Regions from separate parts of the Mus musculus genome. Here regions 2 and 3 are each linked to region 1. The links are chromatin loops, found by intact Hi-C in ENCODE. Cell type or tissue: gastrocnemius. All regions are shown on one strand. Links, peaks and the distances in the headings refer to the core of each region. The heading gives the core; the rest is flanking DNA.

The links. Hi-C counts contacts between places; a loop is a spot of excess contacts. Peaks named below come from ENCODE experiments on the same cell type or tissue, not always from the same donor. Only the 100,000 strongest peaks of a DNase experiment are listed, where the experiment ranks them.
Region 2: a loop joins it to region 1, with 2.1 times the contacts of the local background. A loop is called at or near these places in 9 of 42 quality-filtered maps.
Region 3: a loop joins it to region 1, with 3 times the contacts of the local background. A loop is called at or near these places in 9 of 42 quality-filtered maps.

The regions. Positions count from the first base shown.
Region 1 is chr4:117,854,587-117,862,535 of GRCm38, forward strand. It overlaps Slc6a9 (solute carrier family 6 (neurotransmitter transporter, glycine), member 9), which reads left to right. Exons shown (of 14, transcript NM_008135.4): 3 at 1,289-1,445; 4 at 2,104-2,235; 5 at 2,617-2,887. Among named protein-coding and RNA genes, the nearest start is that of Ccdc24, 14 kb to the right of the region's middle. In gastrocnemius, for the core only: a CTCF peak has its summit at 4,419 (motif pointing left); a DNase peak (open chromatin) is centred at 4,387; H3K27ac peaks cover 1,370 bases.
Region 2 is chr4:117,712,805-117,717,804 of GRCm38, forward strand. No RefSeq gene overlaps it. Among named protein-coding and RNA genes, the nearest start is that of Gm34746, 16 kb to the left of the region's middle. In gastrocnemius, for the core only: no CTCF peak of the experiment used is centred there; no DNase peak of the experiment used is centred there.
Region 3 is chr4:117,702,782-117,707,781 of GRCm38, forward strand. Gm34746 (predicted gene, 34746) reads left to right here. Exons shown (of 3, transcript NR_151608.1): 3 at 221-1,239. Among named protein-coding and RNA genes, the nearest start is that of Gm34746, 6.2 kb to the left of the region's middle. In gastrocnemius, for the core only: a CTCF peak has its summit at 2,763; a DNase peak (open chromatin) is centred at 2,774.

The sequences.
Region 1 (7,949 bases), core at 1,451-6,450:
TTACAGGCCTTTTCAAAAGGCACCGAGGCCCCAGTGAAGCCATTCAGCTTTGTCTGCCAAAATTAGGGTCTGAGAGTATGTCAGAGCGACAAGCCACCTTTCTAATCATTGGCGAGTGGCTGCTGAACTTGAAGATGTCACTTTCACATGACAGTGTCATGCCAGTCTCTTGGCCACACTGCTCCAGCCTTGATCCGGATGTCTTTTAGAGGAACTCCTGTCCTTTCAGGGCCGTAGTTCATCTCTGGGAGGCTGTTGGTGTACAAGGACACTGTGTGTATTTCTTTACTGGTGACTCCTAGGGTCCTTAGGCTTCCCAATGACAATCTCGGGCCCCTCAAGTCTGGCTTATGGTGAATGACTCACACTCATAACGGGAGAGGGTTCAGAGAGGAGTGGCTTGGGGAAAGGGGACACACTAAGGGACTTTCAGAGGTAGTTCTACATCTGAAGAAGGAACTCCTCGTGGAGTGTCCTCAGTGGGTCCTGGACAGTTTAACCCAGCACTTCCTGCACTCAGGCCGAATACCCATCAGGGATTCATCTGCAGGCCACCCTCTCATTCAGTGACACCCTTTCCTGGAACCACCTCTGTTTCCTTTAGCCAGGCCTGTCCTCAGAGTCTGGCACGGTGCCCACAGCTCTGGTCTCCTGTCCTAACTCATAGCCCAGCATCTCCTGCCATGGCTCAGGTCAGCCCCCTCTGATCTCTAGTGTCTTGCCCAGGTCTGGTCTAGCCTAGATGCACAGCCCCCTCTTCCACCCAGGCCTGCTCACCGTGTGCCCCCAGGAAGAAGCCTTCTCTAGGGATAAGTCTAGCCACCGCCTGCCCATGGGCAGCGTGCTTAGCCTGGCGATGTGGTAGGCGTCGGGTGGGGGGTAGCTGTCCGGACACAGGCCCCTTTGTTTCCGGCTTGACTTGGCTGCTTGGTATGAGGCTCAGCTTCTCATCAGGTCCTTAGCCTGAGAGGAATGGCAAGGGTTTAGAGGGGTTAGGGGGCTCTTGGCTCAGGCTCCCTCCTCAGTGTCCCCTTTCCTGCTGTAACCAGCTCCTCAGGTGGGCTGGTATACCTGGCATGGAGTGCTGAGGGCTGGGCACTGTCTGGCAGCTGTACCTCTCCTCTCTTCTGCCAGGCTGGCCCTCAACTCCTTCCGGCCGAGAGGGAGCCCCAGGGTATGTGGCAGGGTGATGTGGAGGGCCAAAGGAAAACCGCTGGGAGCGACTCAGAGGGTCAGACACGGGGCACAAATGCCTTTACTGATGGTAGCTTCTTTCCTGTCCCCACAGAATGGTGCTGTGCCCAGCGAGGCCACCAAGAAGGACCAGAACCTCACACGGGGCAACTGGGGCAACCAGATCGAGTTTGTACTGACGAGCGTGGGCTATGCCGTGGGCCTGGGCAATGTCTGGCGTTTCCCATACCTCTGCTATCGCAACGGGGGAGGTACCCAGTGGGCACAGGGCAGGGACCACCCAGTTGGGTAGAGCCCACCCACCGGGGCTTGGGCCACCATCTCCCCAGAACAGGTGCCACTCCAGGAAGAAGCTGGCCTCTGGCCCTGGTGTTTACCCCCATCCCTTAGGCATATTTTGCCTAAGGTGCAGACCACCCTCAGATCCTGCCAGCCTGTTCTCTGTGCCTGATCTGCTAGCCTGCTCCTTGAAAGCTAGAAGTAGAGGAAACCACTTGAATTTCCTGGGTTCTCTGTCTTAACACCCCATATTTCAACAGTCTCCCAGATTGTACAGAGATATTTGAGGATCCCAGTGACGTGTGTGTGTGTGAGAGAGAGAGAGAGAGAGAGAGAGAGAGAGAGAGAGAGAGAGAAATCAATTGGTTAAAGCTTCAAATCCTACCCCAACATGGCAGTCCGGGGCAGGATTTTTCTGCAGAGCAGACTTCCTGGGGAGCCTCTGTTCAGTTCGAAGACAGGGCAGGCAGGGAATGTGTGTCAGCCCCAGACAGCTGCTCAGTGCAGGCAGGCTCCTGTCCCAGTACTAGTGAAGCACGAAGGTTTTACTGTGGGTTTGGAGAAGGGGACCCAGGGAGGGGTACCTGGAGCCTACCCTGAGCCCTGCCTCCTCCTCCTCCTCTGTGCCAGGAGCCTTCATGTTCCCCTACTTCATCATGCTGATCTTCTGCGGGATTCCTCTCTTCTTCATGGAGCTTTCCTTCGGCCAGTTTGCAAGCCAGGGCTGCCTGGGGGTCTGGCGGATCAGCCCCATGTTCAAAGGTGAGGTTCTGGTGGGGCACGTGCACACCAGATGCGCACGTGTGCATACACACACACACCCCAGACGCGCACGTGTGCATACACGCACGCGGAGGCCACTGGCTTGTCCATCTGTACAAACACGAGCATCCCCTTGGTGCTGACCCCAAGCGCAACATCAATGGCCAAGGCCATGGACACCTGCTGGCTGGAGCGCATTCATGTTTACTCGGCCCCCACCTCTGTCTCCCGCCTCGCAGAGACACAAAACTCCTTTCCTCCCCTAACTTACCAAGGCCTGAACCTTCCCATCTACAACTCTCCATTAGGAGCCGTTAACATTTAGCTAGGCCTGCGAGGCTGGCCTCTCACTCCATGGTGCTCACCGTGCCTTTCCCACAGGCGTGGGCTATGGTATGATGGTGGTGTCCACATACATTGGCATCTACTACAACGTGGTCATCTGCATCGCCTTCTACTACTTCTTCTCGTCCATGACGCACGTGCTGCCCTGGGCGTACTGCAACAACCCCTGGAACACACCTGACTGTGCCGGTGTGCTGGACGCTTCCAACCTCACCAATGGCTCCCGGCCCGCTGCCCTGTCTGGCAACCTGTCTCACCTGTTCAACTACACCTTGCAAAGGACCAGCCCCAGCGAGGAGTACTGGAGGTGAGGGGACCTGGTGGCAGCCCTTAGACCTCCTACCCCCATCTGGCAGCCGTGTTTTCATCACCTGCATGTAGTGTCTGCCGTGCAGGGGACAGAGGCAGGTTGGGGTGGCAGATATGCAGAGGGCCGTGGAAGGCTTGGAGGTGAACTGGGAGTCCTTACGGCGTAACAGTAGACGAGGGCTCTGGAAATCTTAAGGCTCCAGAGGCCAGTCAGAACAAGGGGAGAGAGCATGTGATGGAGGGCGTCATGAGGGAGGTCCCAGAGGACCAGAGGTCATTCTCAAAGCTGTGGGAGAGCCCTATTGAGATTCACATGAATGGATGGATCCTGTGGGCTTTGAGGTGGCCTTGAAGGGGCACTACGTTCACAGAGAACTAACCAGAGTTAAGCTTCCTCTTCATACTGTAGAACAAAAGGAGCCATGAGCATTCACTAGGCCAGGGATGCCAGGACAGCCAGGCCCGTTCTGTTCAGAGGTGACAAAGAGACTAGTGTCTCTGGGCCCTCTGAAGGAAGGCAACTACTGGAGGTGTCTGTCTGGACCACCTTATCCCAACTGGCAGATGGAAGGCGCAGTGGGGTATTCTTCCTACATCTTACTGGAGAGTCCTGGGGCAAAGGACCTTTGCATGTGGGAGGTAGACCTCATCTATTTATTCTGTAGGTGTCTGCTCTAAAGGCTCTGTGTGCCCATGGCGGTGTAAAATGGTCCAGAGCCTCTGTCCCGAGAAATCACATAGTCTATAGAGAAACAGATAGTTCAGTGCATTAGGAGCAGGTGCCCTGCCTGGCACAGAAGTATGGAAGTGGCACTAAGAAGGTGCTGGTGACTTCTGAGAGATGGGGACAAGGGGAGCTGGTGATAACTGCCCAGAAATGGGAGGAAAGAGTTAGGAGGAATTCACAAGTAGGTGGGCACAGAGGCCACAAGGAGGCAAACTGACGCCAAGGTTGGGAACAAATGGGACACTGAGAAAAGAGACAAGGATGGCACCATCATATGGTGCCAGCTTCTACGGCAGCCAAAAGGCTTGACCATTTCCCTGCTGTGTGATGGAGGCCAAAGGTGAGGTGTGCATGGCTCTGGGCGCACAGAAGTTGTAGCAGGTCCTCTAAATCCAGTGCTGAAAGTGCAAATCCCACACAGCTGTGGGGAGGGGCCACTCCCAGAGAGGAGATGAGGAAGAAAGGGAGAGAGAAATCTCACCCAATCAGATGAACTGTCCACCAGGGGTGTGATGCGCACAGGATGGCCCAGACGGAAAGGCAGAATATGAACTTCCCTGGAGCTCCCCAAAGCACAAACCCTGCATGCCAACCTTAGCCCAGGCAGATGCTCCAGTGTTGCCTGCCTCAGGGGCAAAGCTCCTGAGACTGGAGCCAGTGGAATCAGTGGGGAATAGCTCTCAGAGAATCTGCCTAGCGGGGCATACTGAGGGGACAGCTGGGCCCTGCTCCGCACCTGGGGCTGTGCCAGGCCTACCTACCTAGCTCAGTTCCTACCCCCCAGTGGCTCCCTGCTGCCACCTCCTGGAGAGCCTGGAAAGATATTTTCTCCCTGCTCTACTGGTGATTGACCACTGCCCCATGCCCAGATCCATGCATGCCAGGCAAATGCCTCATCCCTGAGCTCTGTCCCTAGCCGCCTTCTTACATTTTCATTTTGAGGTTGGTCTTGAACTTGTGCTCCTCCTGCCCAAGCTCTAGAGAAGCTGAGGTTGTTGGCCTGCATCAACAGGTGTGGCTGAGAAATGGTCCTTAAGGGAGCAGTGTGGTTGGAAGGAGCCCAAAGCCCTGTGTTGGATTCTCTCGAGCACCAGAGGAGAAGAATAGAGCTGCCCAGGCTTCTCTGATTGGAGGAGGGAGGAGGAACTGGTACTCCTACTCACTAGGTGGCAGTGCATTATCTCAGCAAGCCTTGTTAGCTCTGTTTTCAGATGTATAGACTGACATCCAAGGTTAAGAAACTAAACAGTTTTGGACATGGCTGGGCTGTGTGTACCAGGCCCCGCCCTGGCTCTGCCTGGTTGTGTGCTCCCAGGCCAGTGGTGCTCTGCCAGTGTTCCTAATCCGAGGTGTTCCTTTGAAAAGTGGCATGATGTAGTTATCAGTTTATGAATGAAGACAGCAGGCTACCAGAAAGACGAGGACGACTGGGGTGTAGCTCTGTGGTAAAGCTTGCCTAGTGTTTGAGGTCCTAGCTTTGATCTCTAGTACCTAAACAAAAATAGACAGACAGACAAACAGAGGCCTTTAAATCAAGAGACTCTGGAAGGCCAGGTTTCCAGCCACTCCTCCCTGCTTACCCTTGTTGCCCTCTCCCCAGACTTGTTTTACACTCTTCTGTGCTGGTTTGAGTGTTGCTTCCAAGTTCTAAGCTCATGACCAGCCACTCGGCTCCACAGCCTCTGTGGCAGCCAGCACCCGACACCGTGGACTCTGATCCCAGCCCCACCCCACCCCCACCCTGGTGTCTCATTCCAGCTTCATTGTCACACTGACATCTCAAGTCCTGGGTCTCCCACTGGCCCACTGTGTATTCATGGGAGGCTACCAAATCTCCCTAAGTCTTGGGTGTTCACCCCTCAAATCTGGATGGCTATAATTCTTCCCTCGTTGCTGCAGAGGTGACACATGCTAACGTGGTATAAAAACCAGAGCTCAGCGGCAAGGGCTCAAGGGGCTGGATCTGTGAACAATCAGAAGAGGCAGTCTCTCTCTTTAAGCCAGTTACTGTCCACTCAAGAAAACAAGATCTCTCTATATATATGGAGTTTAGGATCTTTTGCTTGTTTTATTTTGTTTTTGACATAGGGTCTTATATAGCCCTGGCTGGTCTGAACTCCCTATGTAGAACCAGGCTAGCTTTGAACTCACAGAGAGCCTCTTGCCTCTCTGCCTCCTAAATGCTGAGATTAAAGGTCCATGTGTCACTTCTGCCCCCTGCTCCCCTTTGAGGCAGGATCTTACTCATATCTGGAGAAATGTCAAGCAGGAAAAGAGGTGATTGTGGTGGCCCGCCTGTAGTCTCAGCTACTGGGAGGCTGAGGCAGGAGAGTATAGAGTTAAAGCCCAGCTGTGCTCCCTAGTAGACCTAGCCTCAGTAAAGAAAAGGGGTGGGAGAGGCAGAATAATCTTAAGAGGGCGTGCATCAGGAGCCAGCTTACAAATAAGTCACGTTCCAAGCGCTCTGAGGTTAATTGTTTGGCTCAAAAGCACATGGTCCAAAGAAAAACAAGAACTAAATGTGGTACAACCTAAAATAAAGCTAGAATTCATTCGATGGTTCCCAGGCTAACCATCTGAGCTCTGCAGCCCAGTACAGTAACGCTGTACTCATGCACTAAAAATAACACCGCGGGCTGCCATTTTAGCATGTGCTATTCGGGAAAGTTTGTTCTTTCAATCCTTTAAGTGACAAGGGTTTTCTTGACTTGAATGTTGGCACTTGGGAAACGTGAATCAATAGAAGCAGAGGGAGCCTGTGGTTATTCTGAAGGTCCCACTTCACCAGCACTGGTGTCTGACATAGGAGCACCCAGGCAGGCCTGGCCTAGGCTGCCGCCACCCCTAGGCCGTTGCCTTCAGCTATGAATGGCCTTGTCTGTCTATCTCAGTGGGCCAATAGAGTTGTTTTCTGTGTGTGCCCCGAAGAGGGAAAAGGCAGGAAAGCAAGGCCAAAGTGACCCTATGAATCCTGGACCTCTCCCTTCTGACTGCTGATTCCTGTGTGACTGAGCAAGGAGAGGGTCTTGTCAGCCTCAGACACTGACAGTTGAGAGAATTGGGCAGAGGGGGGAGAAGTTGGACAGCACCCTCTACAGGCCATGCTGTTAAGGGTGGGCTGGGACGAAGGTCGAAAGCCAAAAGGAGGCTGTTTAAGTACACTTGGGTGTCAGGCAGGCAAACACCAAGTTCCAGCTCTGACAACATTGTCCATGAAGATCCAAAGTCATATCTCATCCCAGGTCATTAAACATGTCTGCATGAGATCTGAGAGCTGATCTAGCATAGCTAAGGATGCTGAGCAGGGGGAAACAGCCTCCAAATGGGACCAATACTGACAGGAAAGAAAGGAGCCAGTTTTACCTAGTTCTCTCCTGTGTCTCGGGCTGGTGTTGTGATGAAGAAACTGGGGCTGGAGAGTGTCTTCCTTACCTCCTCTTCACCGCTAGCTAGCCTCGAGCATTCATGGGCCTCTCTCCTTTTTGCCGCCCAACCCATTTGCCAGTGTCCACTCCCTCAAGATCGAATACTGTCCGTCAGTGGCAGGCACCGGGGATGTATAGCCAGGAACAAAGTGAGCAAAAACTGCGACCATAGAGGACAGTAGACAAAAGCCATAAAAAGGGCTGGGGTTGTAGCTCAGTTGGTAGAATGCCTTCCTTCCATGCGTGCATGAGGCCCACAGTGCCCCGTAAAATCTGGCAAGCCCCAGCAATCAAGCAGAGGAAGTGGTAGGTTCCTAAGTTCAAAGTCATTCCCAACCACAGAGCTCAAGACCAGCCTGGGTGACATGAGCCCTTGTCTCACATAAAGCAAACAAACCATCAAGAGCGAAACATACGAAACAGGAGAAGGACGTGTCTGCTGTCGAGGAGCATGGAGAAGGGGGAGGCATTCTAGGCTGGGATGAGAGCTGCATGTCACGATATAGGATCACCGTGAGGAGTGGCCATCTCAGTAAAGACTGGAGGAAGTAGGGGTCACAGACAAGGCCAGCTATATCCTATAGAGGGATATAGTGTAAAACGTGGCCGGTTGTTCACATGTGAAAAAAAATCTCAAGGTGGCCCAAGGCCTTATGTGCATAGCTCTCTAGGGGGAAGAAGCAGCTACTTCAGACAGAGGTCCTGGGGCATGCTAACGTGTTTGAGAAAAACCACAGTCAGCCAGCGCAGGTAAATCTAAGCAAAGGGGAAGGAGGAAGATGAGAGATCCGAGATACGGCAGTTCTGGGGACACTGGATCCTGTAGGGCCTGTAGCCAGTGAGAGGCTTCTGAGAGCCACTGCAAGACATGGGGCCATAGAGAGGTATGACTGTCCCAAAGCAAGCAA
Region 2 (5,000 bases), core at 1-5,000, 140 kb before region 1:
ACAGCCATCTCTCCAGGCCTGTTCTCTTGGCTTTTTGAGTTAAGATTTCTCTGTTTAGTCCTGGCTGTCCTGAATCAACTTTGTAGACCAGGCTGTGCTCAACCTCACACAGTTCTGGCTGCCTCTGCCTCCCAAGTCCTGGGATAAAGGCCTGGCTTAAACTGATGATTTAAAAAATGGAAATAAAATGAATGAGAATATAGAAAGACCATCGTATAACAAAATCAAATAAGAAATTACAAGCAAGAAGTGGATCTGCAGAGATGTGCAAAGACTGCATATAGCAATCCACCCTGTGGCCTGCCTAAATTGACTGATGAATATTAGTTCAGTTGGTTCACAGAGCAGGTATGAATATGCATTATCCCTCGGTTCCTGCAACCTAGCAATCTTGACTCCAGCTCTCTGAGAAAACTAGGTCCCTGTCTACAAAGTATAGCCTGGGCAAGTTTAGCCCTTAAGGCTCACCTAGTAACATCTTTGCCTGTTTTTGGAGCTAAGTGACCCAGCCTGGAGCTGAACTCTTCCATTCCACCCTCTGCTCTTTAGAGCCTGAGGCCATAACGTTCTCCAAGGAGACAGGTACAGAATCCTTGTGACCCAGGCTGGTTTATCAGCCTGAGGCAACAGCATATCAAGCAAACATCTAAAGGATTGAGAAATTGCTGAGGCCACCCTGGAGGGGAAAACACACTAAGCCAGGGAGCCTGTGCTCGAGCTCACTGCTGTGTGTTCTAGAAAGGTGGGGCATGAGTCTCAGCCTCAGGTGAAACGTCTGTTTGCCAGTTGCACTGATATGGTGGTCTTGGAGACTGCGCAGAGCTCCTCCTATAGCCAATGGTGAGTCAGTGGGGGACAAGGACAGATAGTACATAATCCTCTAGTTGGATGAATGCTAAGGGTTGCAGCCTTGGGCAGAAAGAGAACCCAGTGCCCTAGGCATGATCGGCTTTTCTGCCTGTCATATCACTTCTACTATCTATGAGTGCTTTTTTTTACACCAGGTTGCAATTGGCTCTTACCCTGCAGAGTTCTGTGAAGTGCCATCAGGCTGATCTGTCCTGCTCAAACATTCCCTCAGCCTCTGCCCCCTGAGCGCAGGCATCCCAGGCAAGCACACCCCTCCACACCCAGCTTGCTGCTTAAGCTTTCAGCTGTCTGCAGTGGTTATCTGAATACAAGATAAGCCCTTCTGAAGATGTCATTCTTCTTCTGGACTCCCCACAGTTTCTGCTCAGGGGATTCATGAGTTGAGCACCAAGACATGGCCTCTACATGTTGCCAGTGCTGTGGCCTAGTTCATAGCAAGGCTACAGATGAGTCTAGCTGTTACAAAATGTCTGCAGGCAAGGACTCACTTAACACTCAGCTCTGCTGATCTGGCTGCTGTCCTGCTGATCCAGGTGTGTCTCTCCCCCCCCCCCCCCACTCGTGGACTGAGATATGAAGGAGCCATTACAGTAACCTCTGTATCATTTACAGGACTCCCTGTTTCCTTCCATAATAAACCAATGATATTTTTGTTCAGTCATTTGTTTTTGCAGTGTTTATTTTTGGTGTTTTGAGTTAAAAATTTCTCTGTGTAGCCCTGGCTGTCCTGGATTGGCTTGGTAGACCAGGCTGTCCTCAACCCCACACAGTTCTGCCTGCTTCTGACTCCCAAGTGCTGCGATAAAGGTGTGTGCCACCAGGCCTGGCTTAAACTGATGTTCTTAACAGTAGAAATAACATGAATGAGAACATAGAAAGGCCATGATAAACCACACCCAAATAAGGAATTAGGAAGCAGCAAGTGGACCTGCAGAGAAGTACAAAGATGGGATTAAGCAGTCCACCTGGACAAAGAGGAAGTCTGAGATCCCAAGTTGCCACTTTGGGAAATTCAACACGAGCAATCACAAATAAACAAACGGTCACCTTGCCCTCTCCAAGTGAACAAGTACTACCAACCCAAACCATTCTCAGGTGTGTGTGGAATGCAGTGGTAGAGTAGTTGCTTAGGACTGGAACACTGTCTGTGATCCTCAAAATAGGAGAAGACTGGGAGAGGGGGATGGAAGCAAGCTAGAATTGGGGAGTCTTGATCTGGACCCAAGAGCCATGCAATTATTCAGTCATTCATTAAAAATGAGAAGCCCATGATTTTGGACACACTAGGCATAAAAATGCCATTTTCTAGCTCATAAAACTGAAACCTGATTGGGGGGGGGGTGCTGGTGGAACCTAGGAAGGCTGCTTCCCTAGGCTAGTGCTGTTAGGGTGCCAGGAATTCAAGTCAGCTGTTACACCACTAGGATGTCAATGAAATTCCCCAAGGACACACCTATAGAATACACAAAGAAATATCATGTGTGTATGTTTGAGCCAGATATCTATATATGGGATTAAAATCTTTCACCACAGACTAGAGAGATGGCTCAATGGTTAAGAGCACCGACTGCTCTTCCAGAGGTCCTGAGTTCAATTCCCAGTAACCACATGGTGGCTCACAACCATCTGTAATAGAATCTGATATAAATTATATATATATATATATATATATATATATATATATATATATATATATATTCGGTTTTTCGAGACAGGGTTTCTCTGTATAGCTCTGGCTGTCCTGGAACTCACTCTGTAGACCAGGATGGCCTCAAACCCCAAAATCCACCTGCCTCTGCCTCCCAAGTGCTAGGATTAAAGGCGTGTTCCCCCACTGCCCCGCCTAATAACATTAATTTTGATGCTACTTTAAAACTATAATTTGTGCTACTTAATGAATCCTAGTGTATCTGATATGCAGGAATCTAATATGTGAAAGGGCAATTCAACCCTCCAAAAGACTCTGGATACACACGCTGTAAACAACTGCCTCAAGGCTGCTCTCGAGCAAATTCAAAAATCCCACGGTCACAACTGGTTGGTAGGTAGACACTCACATCATTAGGCTCCTCCCCCAAAGGGGTGTGACCAACACAAGACCCCATAAAAGTCAAAGCCAGTTCTTCAGAATGGGTTTCTTCCAGTCCACCTAGATCACATCAGCTAGTGGTTACCATCAGAGTCCACTTTCTGGATCTGCTTCGGTAAGTCTCAAATCTCACTGGGAAAGGTTACTGGCCGGGGCTGGGAGTTCTAAAGGTGGGGAGGTCAAAAATGCTAGCAGTGAGGCAGAGGATGTATCTGAAGAGGTTGTATTAGGGGAACGTGTGCTGAGAGACAAACGCAGCCTGTGCTGGAGCCCGTGGGGTGGAATTGTAATCAAAACAATTGTAAGCATCACAACTGTCTCTCCAAGATGTAGTCCTAGTTCAGGCCTTAAGCAGGCCTCAAAGCTGTCGGGAATGCCAGGACTCATGAACCAGATAGAGAGCAGGATGAGAGTATGCATGGTGACCACAACGCAAGTCCAGACTTGAGACTGAAGCAGGAAGATCTCTGACTGGTTTTTTCAGGATTTATTTATTTTATAAATGTGAATACACTCTCACTGTCTTCAGAAACACAAGAAAAGGGCATCAGATCACAATACTGGTGGTTGTGAGCCACCATGTGCTTGCTGGGAATTGAATTCTGGACCTCTGGAAGAGAGTGCTCTTAACCGCTAAGCCATCTCTCCAGCCCCAATACTTCTGATTTTTAAGGCCAGCCTAGTGTACATTGGGAGTTTCAGGCCTGCCCAGGCCTGTCTCAAAATAACAATTTTTAAAATAATAAAATGAAGGCAGGTATGGCAGCACTTGCCCTTAATTCCTGTATATGGAGGGGAGTCAGAGGCAAAGTGGATCAAGGCCTGCCTGATACACCTAGGAAATTTCAGGTCAGCCAGGGCTCTGTAGACAGACACTGCCTCAAAGAAATAGATACAAAGTAAATAAATGGCTTTTTTTGGTGTGTGATAATGTTTCTTTCTATAGGAATTTACTGTGTAAACCAGGTTGGCCTCAAACTCACAGAGATACATCTGCCTCTGCCTCCCACAGGCTGAGTTTAAAGATGTGTGCCACCAGGCCTGACCTATAAAAATCTTCGTTTTAAAGGTCCTGTCCAGCAGTTCAGATCCATTTGCATTCCTGGGGGCCTGAAGCTTACAGACCAGAGGCAGTACTGTACTGTGTACACCAGGTTCCCTCCCTGCTTCCGTTTTCTCAGATACTCATCTGCATCTGGTGGGTCCACTCTGGACAAGTTTTGTAAGTATTATACATTTTATATATTATATAATCATAATATCGTGTTTCCTGATATGTGAAAAATGAGTGTATGTGTCTCTGAAGGCCAAAAGAGAGTTAGGTCCCCTTGACCTGGAGTCTTTTATGAGCCACACATACACAAAAACACACAAAATGGCTCTTAACCACTGAGCCATCTTCCTTCCCACCTAGAGGTCTGTTGGTTTGGAATATTTATGCTGTGTGTTTTGGTTGTCAAGTTCGGTTTTATGTTTGTTTGTTTCTTTGTTTTGGAACAAGGTTTTTTTTGTGTGTTCCAGCTGTCCTGGAACTCACCTTGTAGACCAGGCTGGCTGGAACTCAGAGATCCACCAGCCTCTGCCTGCTGAGTGCCGGGATTAAAGGTGTGAGCCACCACAGTTTGGTTTACCTTAATCCCCCAAAACAACCTGCCCCACCCATCTAAATGGCTGTCCCGCCCTCAGTGCTTCTCAAACAATATTTTTATTGTGTTCACACAGATTTGGTTGACAGTGGTGCCTATTTCTTTAATCCCCACACTAGGAAGGCAGAGGCAAGAAAAGCAGATCCCTGAGTTCAAGGCCAGCATGGTCAACAGAGGTAGTTCCAGGATAGTCAGGGCTACAGAGAAACCCTGTCTTGAAAAACAAAACAAACAAAAGAAATAATAATAATAATGAATTAATTTAAAAATAGTAAAAACAAAAAACAAAAACAAGAAAAAAAAAACTAAAAAAAGATGGTTTGAAAAATAAGTAGGTAGAGGTTGGTGAGATGGCTGAGCAGCTTGGAGCAGTGTCTGCTCTCCAGAGGTCCTGA
Region 3 (5,000 bases), core at 1-5,000, 150 kb before region 1:
GTGTGTTTAAATAAGGCAAGTGCCACTCTGGAACAAACCCAGCTTTCTCTGTGCTTTGATGCCCACCATCTCCCTCTTTCCATCGGCAGCAAAAGTTTCCCAGACCTTCTTACAAGCAAGAGTAATCCTGTATCTACCTGGATTCCTCTGCCCAATCCCATGTTCTCTCTGTATTCAACTCAGGTGTTCAATATAACTTGTCTACATTTGTTCTTTGCAGGTTGGTACCAGACTTGGGATCGCACAGTAGGATAGCAGCTGTTTCCAGCAGATCTTTGGTTTCCCTACCCCACCACCAAGCAAGATAGCTACTAGAGATCTATACCTTCGGTCTCTCTCCTGAAAGAACTAGAGTCATGGATGATGGATGACTTTGGCTCTTAGCTTCCAAGCCTACTGATGTGCGTTCTGAGCTCTTGGGGTTTATTTGAACTATGCTTTTAGACCAGGCTGGGTTCCAGAGTGGGCTGAATCCAATAATGGACCTATTGCATAGATGCTACTGCTGTGGGCTGGGACAGACCTTGGCTACCAAGTGTGCAAGGCACATGTGTGACTTGGTGTTTTAGCTCACTTTCCATTGCTTTGATAAAACACGGACCAAAAGCAACTTGGGGAGGAAAGGGTTTATTTGGCTTATACATCCCAGTCAGAGTTGATCGCTGTGGGAAGTGGGGGCAAGAACTCAAGCGGGAACCCAGAAGTATGCACTGAAGCGGAGCCATAAGGAATGCTGCTGGCTGGCATGCTCAACCCGCTTCTTTACAAAACCCAGAACCATCTGCCTAGACATGACACTGCCCGCGGTGGCCTAAGCCCTCCCACATTAATCAAGAAGACACTCCACAGACCAGCGTCCAGGTCCATCCCAGGAAAGCAACTCCTCCATTGACTCTTCCTCTTTCCAGATGACCCCAGTTTGTGTCAAATTGACAACGAAATGATCAATCAATCAAACAAACAAAAACTCATCACTCTTAGAAAAAGAAATTTAGTACCTTCAAGATGTCTACTTAGAGCGAGTCCAGATGGGCGCCAGCCCTTCCTGGGTCCCCAGACCTTCCACTGTCAAAAGCTCCACATCCCACCGCTTCATGTGGAACATACCAAATGATGAAATTTTGAAAGATATTAGTGGGGTGACTGCTCTAAACTTGTTAAAATTGTTATAACCTGTAATCCCGGAAAGACAATAAGATCTTCCATCAGGGAGTTGGGGGGATTAAAAGCATTTGTGCCAAGCTTGAAGGCCAAGGAAGAGTTTATTTGGACTTATGGTATTGTAGGGGTAAAAGTTCGTGTTGGGGCAATCCAACAGCAGGTAGGCACGGTGGCCTGTGCAGGAAGCAGCGAGATCAGGTCTTCAACCAGAAGCATGAGGCCTGCAAGCACACAAGGATAAACTCTCTCAAAGCCCCAAGTGACACACTTCCTCCAGCAAGGCTGCACCTCCCCAGAAAGCACCCCTAACCGGGGACCAAGTGTTCAAGTACCAAGCCAAGGGTGTTTGAATGAATCTCTCATTCAAACCATCACAACTCCTCATAGTAGAATATTCTCTGCTTCCCTGAAACCTAATGACTTCACACAACAAAATTTGATGTGCATTGCTAAAATTTATTTTCTCCATGTAGAGAAGGCTTTTTTTTTTCTTTTTGAGACAAAGTCTCACGTAGCCTAAACTTTCTCTGAACTGCATTTCCGAGGGTGACCTTGAACTTGTAATCCGACCCCTTCCAACTCCCGTGAGCCCGTGGCCAGTTTATGCAGTGCTGGGACACAGGGTTTCTTGCATGCTGGTTAAGAACTCTCCTAACGGAGACTCTTTCTAACTCTCCTAACATTCCCAGCCACAGAACACTTTTTGTGATCTGCTAATGGAGGGCAATCAAACATTTCATGGTTTACAGCTCAAACACTGAGTCCTCTGAAAACCGCATCCTTGGGAGCTGTCAAGAGGTTCTGAGTCCAACCCACAAACACGGCAGCAAAACTTCAAGGTCTGGAGCTGTGGAGCTCTGCCTTACAATATCTCACAACTCAAACTGCCCCTCCAATTTCCCCAAACTGCTGGAGACTTAGAGACAAATTTGACCAAATAAACGTGACCGCTTTCTGTAGCCCACATCCTAGGCAGGGATGTTTCCCCAAAGACCTTTACTATTATGGGGAAAATAGCAGAAGACATGAGCCAAGACGTCTGCTATTGTAAGAGTCATCTCCTTCCTAAAAACCATCTCTTGCTATCTTAATCTTTCCCTTTTCATACAGAAAAATCCATGGGTCCAGAACCCGTGGGGTGGTTTTAGATAAAGCTCGTGCCTTAGCAGGAAACTAGGGCAACTGTTGGTTTTCCAACAAACAATCGGAAACAATTCTAGCTGCGCCAGTGCTTCGGTGAGAGAGGGAAAAAGAAAAGTGGCCTTTGGCAGTCTAGACATCAGGGTAACTTATTTCTCTATATCAGCTTTTAAAGGCTACCCAAGACCCCCAGTGGATCATGTAACCATTACCAAATAGAGAAATATCTAGCGATGCCTGTAACTGGTAAACTACATTTCTAGGCATTGTCCATTCAGGACCCAGTGCCTTGATGGATGAAATAATTGCTAACGTAATGGCATTATGGCAAACCCAACTAGCTCTTTTGCTTAATACAGCCCCCTGATACATGCCAGTAGGGCCCACAAAAAGATTTCCACTACGTTTTGTTGAGGCTAGGCTATGATTTTCAGACAAAGAAACTGCTTGTATTTCCGACTTCTATCACGAGGTGGCGATCGTTCCTAACTCCCGCTACAAAAGTCTATATTGCCTCTGGGTTAGTGGCTCACTCTCTTCTGTTTGAATCTTCTTGCCTTTTGAGTAGCTTCCCCAGGAATTCAAATAGGAAGGATCTACTCTCAGAAAGTGGGGGTGGGGGTGGGGGTGGTAGTGACATTCATGTTCAACAGAAACACTCAAAGGGGCAGCAAGCCCTCTAGAATCATCCCATTCAAGTTGAACACTTGAATTTGGTACTGAAGTCATTTCCCCCCAGTAATCCACAGAGAAAGCTGAAGTAAAAGGGATTTACATTGCTATTTCTTCCGACACTGCCTCTGAACACGTTAAGTAAACGTCTTGAGAGAATGCTACTGGTTTGCAAGTATGATCATGGTTGCTCGAAGGCACCCTCAGCAGTCATCCCAGGATTGGCAAGGCTGGATTGTCTTCTTTGTTTGTTTGTTTGTTTGTTTATCTATCTATTTATTTGTTCTCTTGAGATAGGGTCTGAATAGCACTGGCTGTGCTGGAACTTGCTATGTAGACCAGGCTGGTCTTGAACTCACAGAGATCCACCTGCCTTTGCCTCTCTAGTTCCTTCCTTCCTTTTCTTTTCTTTTTTCTTTCTTTCTGAGGCAGGGCCTCATGTAGCCCAGGCTAATCTCTAGCTTCTTATTTTAGAAAAGGATGACTTTCTGATATTTCTGTCCCCACCTGCTTAGTGCTGGGATTTAAAAAAAAGATTTATTTATTTTTTTTATTATTTTGTGTATGTGAGTACACTGTAGCTGTACAGATGGTTGTGAACTTCATGTGGTTGTTGGGAATTGAATTTTAGGACCTCTGCTCACTCCGGTCAACTGGATGGTGTCAGATCTCATTACGGATGGTTGTGAGCCACCATGTGGTTGCTGAGATTTGAACTCAGGACCTTTGGAAGAGCAGTCTGTGCTCTTACCTGCTGAGCCATCTCACCAGCCCCTAGTGCTGGGATTTTAAGCACCACACACACCCAGCCCTGTGCTGGGAATCAAACCCATGGCTCTGTTAGTGGTGGGCAAACAATCTGGTCTCTGAACTACATCTCAGTTTGTATTTTTTTTAATTAATTTATTTATTATATGTAAGTACACTGTAACTGTCTTCAGACACCACAGAAGAGGGGATCAGATCTCATTACGGATGGTTGAGAGCCACCACATGGTTGCTGGGATTTAAACTCAGGACCTTCAGAAGAGCAGTCAGTGCTCTCAATGGTCGAGCCATCTCTCCAGTCCCTCAGTTTGTATTTTAGTCTTTTGATATACATCATTATGATCCCTTGTGGGGCAAGGCTCTTAGGTCATTAACAAGCCACCCATTGAGCACTGAATGGTCTATCTTTGACTAGATTAGCAGTTATTCAACTGACCTGGCACCATGATCCATAAATTCCACACTAAGAAAAATATTTGTGAATCGCAGATTGAAACAAACAAACAAAAAATTACATTCTAGTGGAACACAAGAGGAATATTGATAGCCAAAGGTATGGTCAGTCTCTCAAATTAAAAGGTAGAGCAGACGTGAAAAAGAGTCTACTGAAACTAAATTTGGCCTAACAAGGCCTCTGTATTTGAGTATACTGGAGTATGTCTACTGGAGTGTGTGCACTGGAGTATGTATACTGGAGTGTGTCTACTGGAGTGTGTGCACTGGAGTATGTATACTGGAGTGTGTCTACTGGAGTGTGTGCACTGGAGTATGTATACTGGAGTGTGTCTACTGGAGTGTGTGCACTGGAGTATGTATACTGGAGTGTGTCTACTGCAGTGTGTGCACTGGAGTATGTATACTGGAGTGTGTCTACTGGAGTGTGTGCACTGGAGTATGTATACTGGAGTGTGTCTGCTGGAGTGTGTGCACTGGAGTATGTATACTAGAGCATGTATATTGGAGCGTGTATACTGGAGTATGTCTACTGGAGTGTGTGCACTGGAGTATGTATACTGGAGTGTGTCTACTGGAGTGTGTGCACTGGAGTATGTATACTGGAGTGTGTCTACTGGAGTGTGTGCACTGGAGTATGTATACTGGAGTGTGTCTACTGGAGTGTGTGCACTGGAGTATGTATACTGGAGTATGTCTACTGGAGTGTGTGCACTGGTGTATGTATACTGGAGTGTGTCTACTGGAGTGTGTGCACTGGAGTATGTATACTGGAGTATGTCTACTGGAGTGTGTGCACTGGTGTA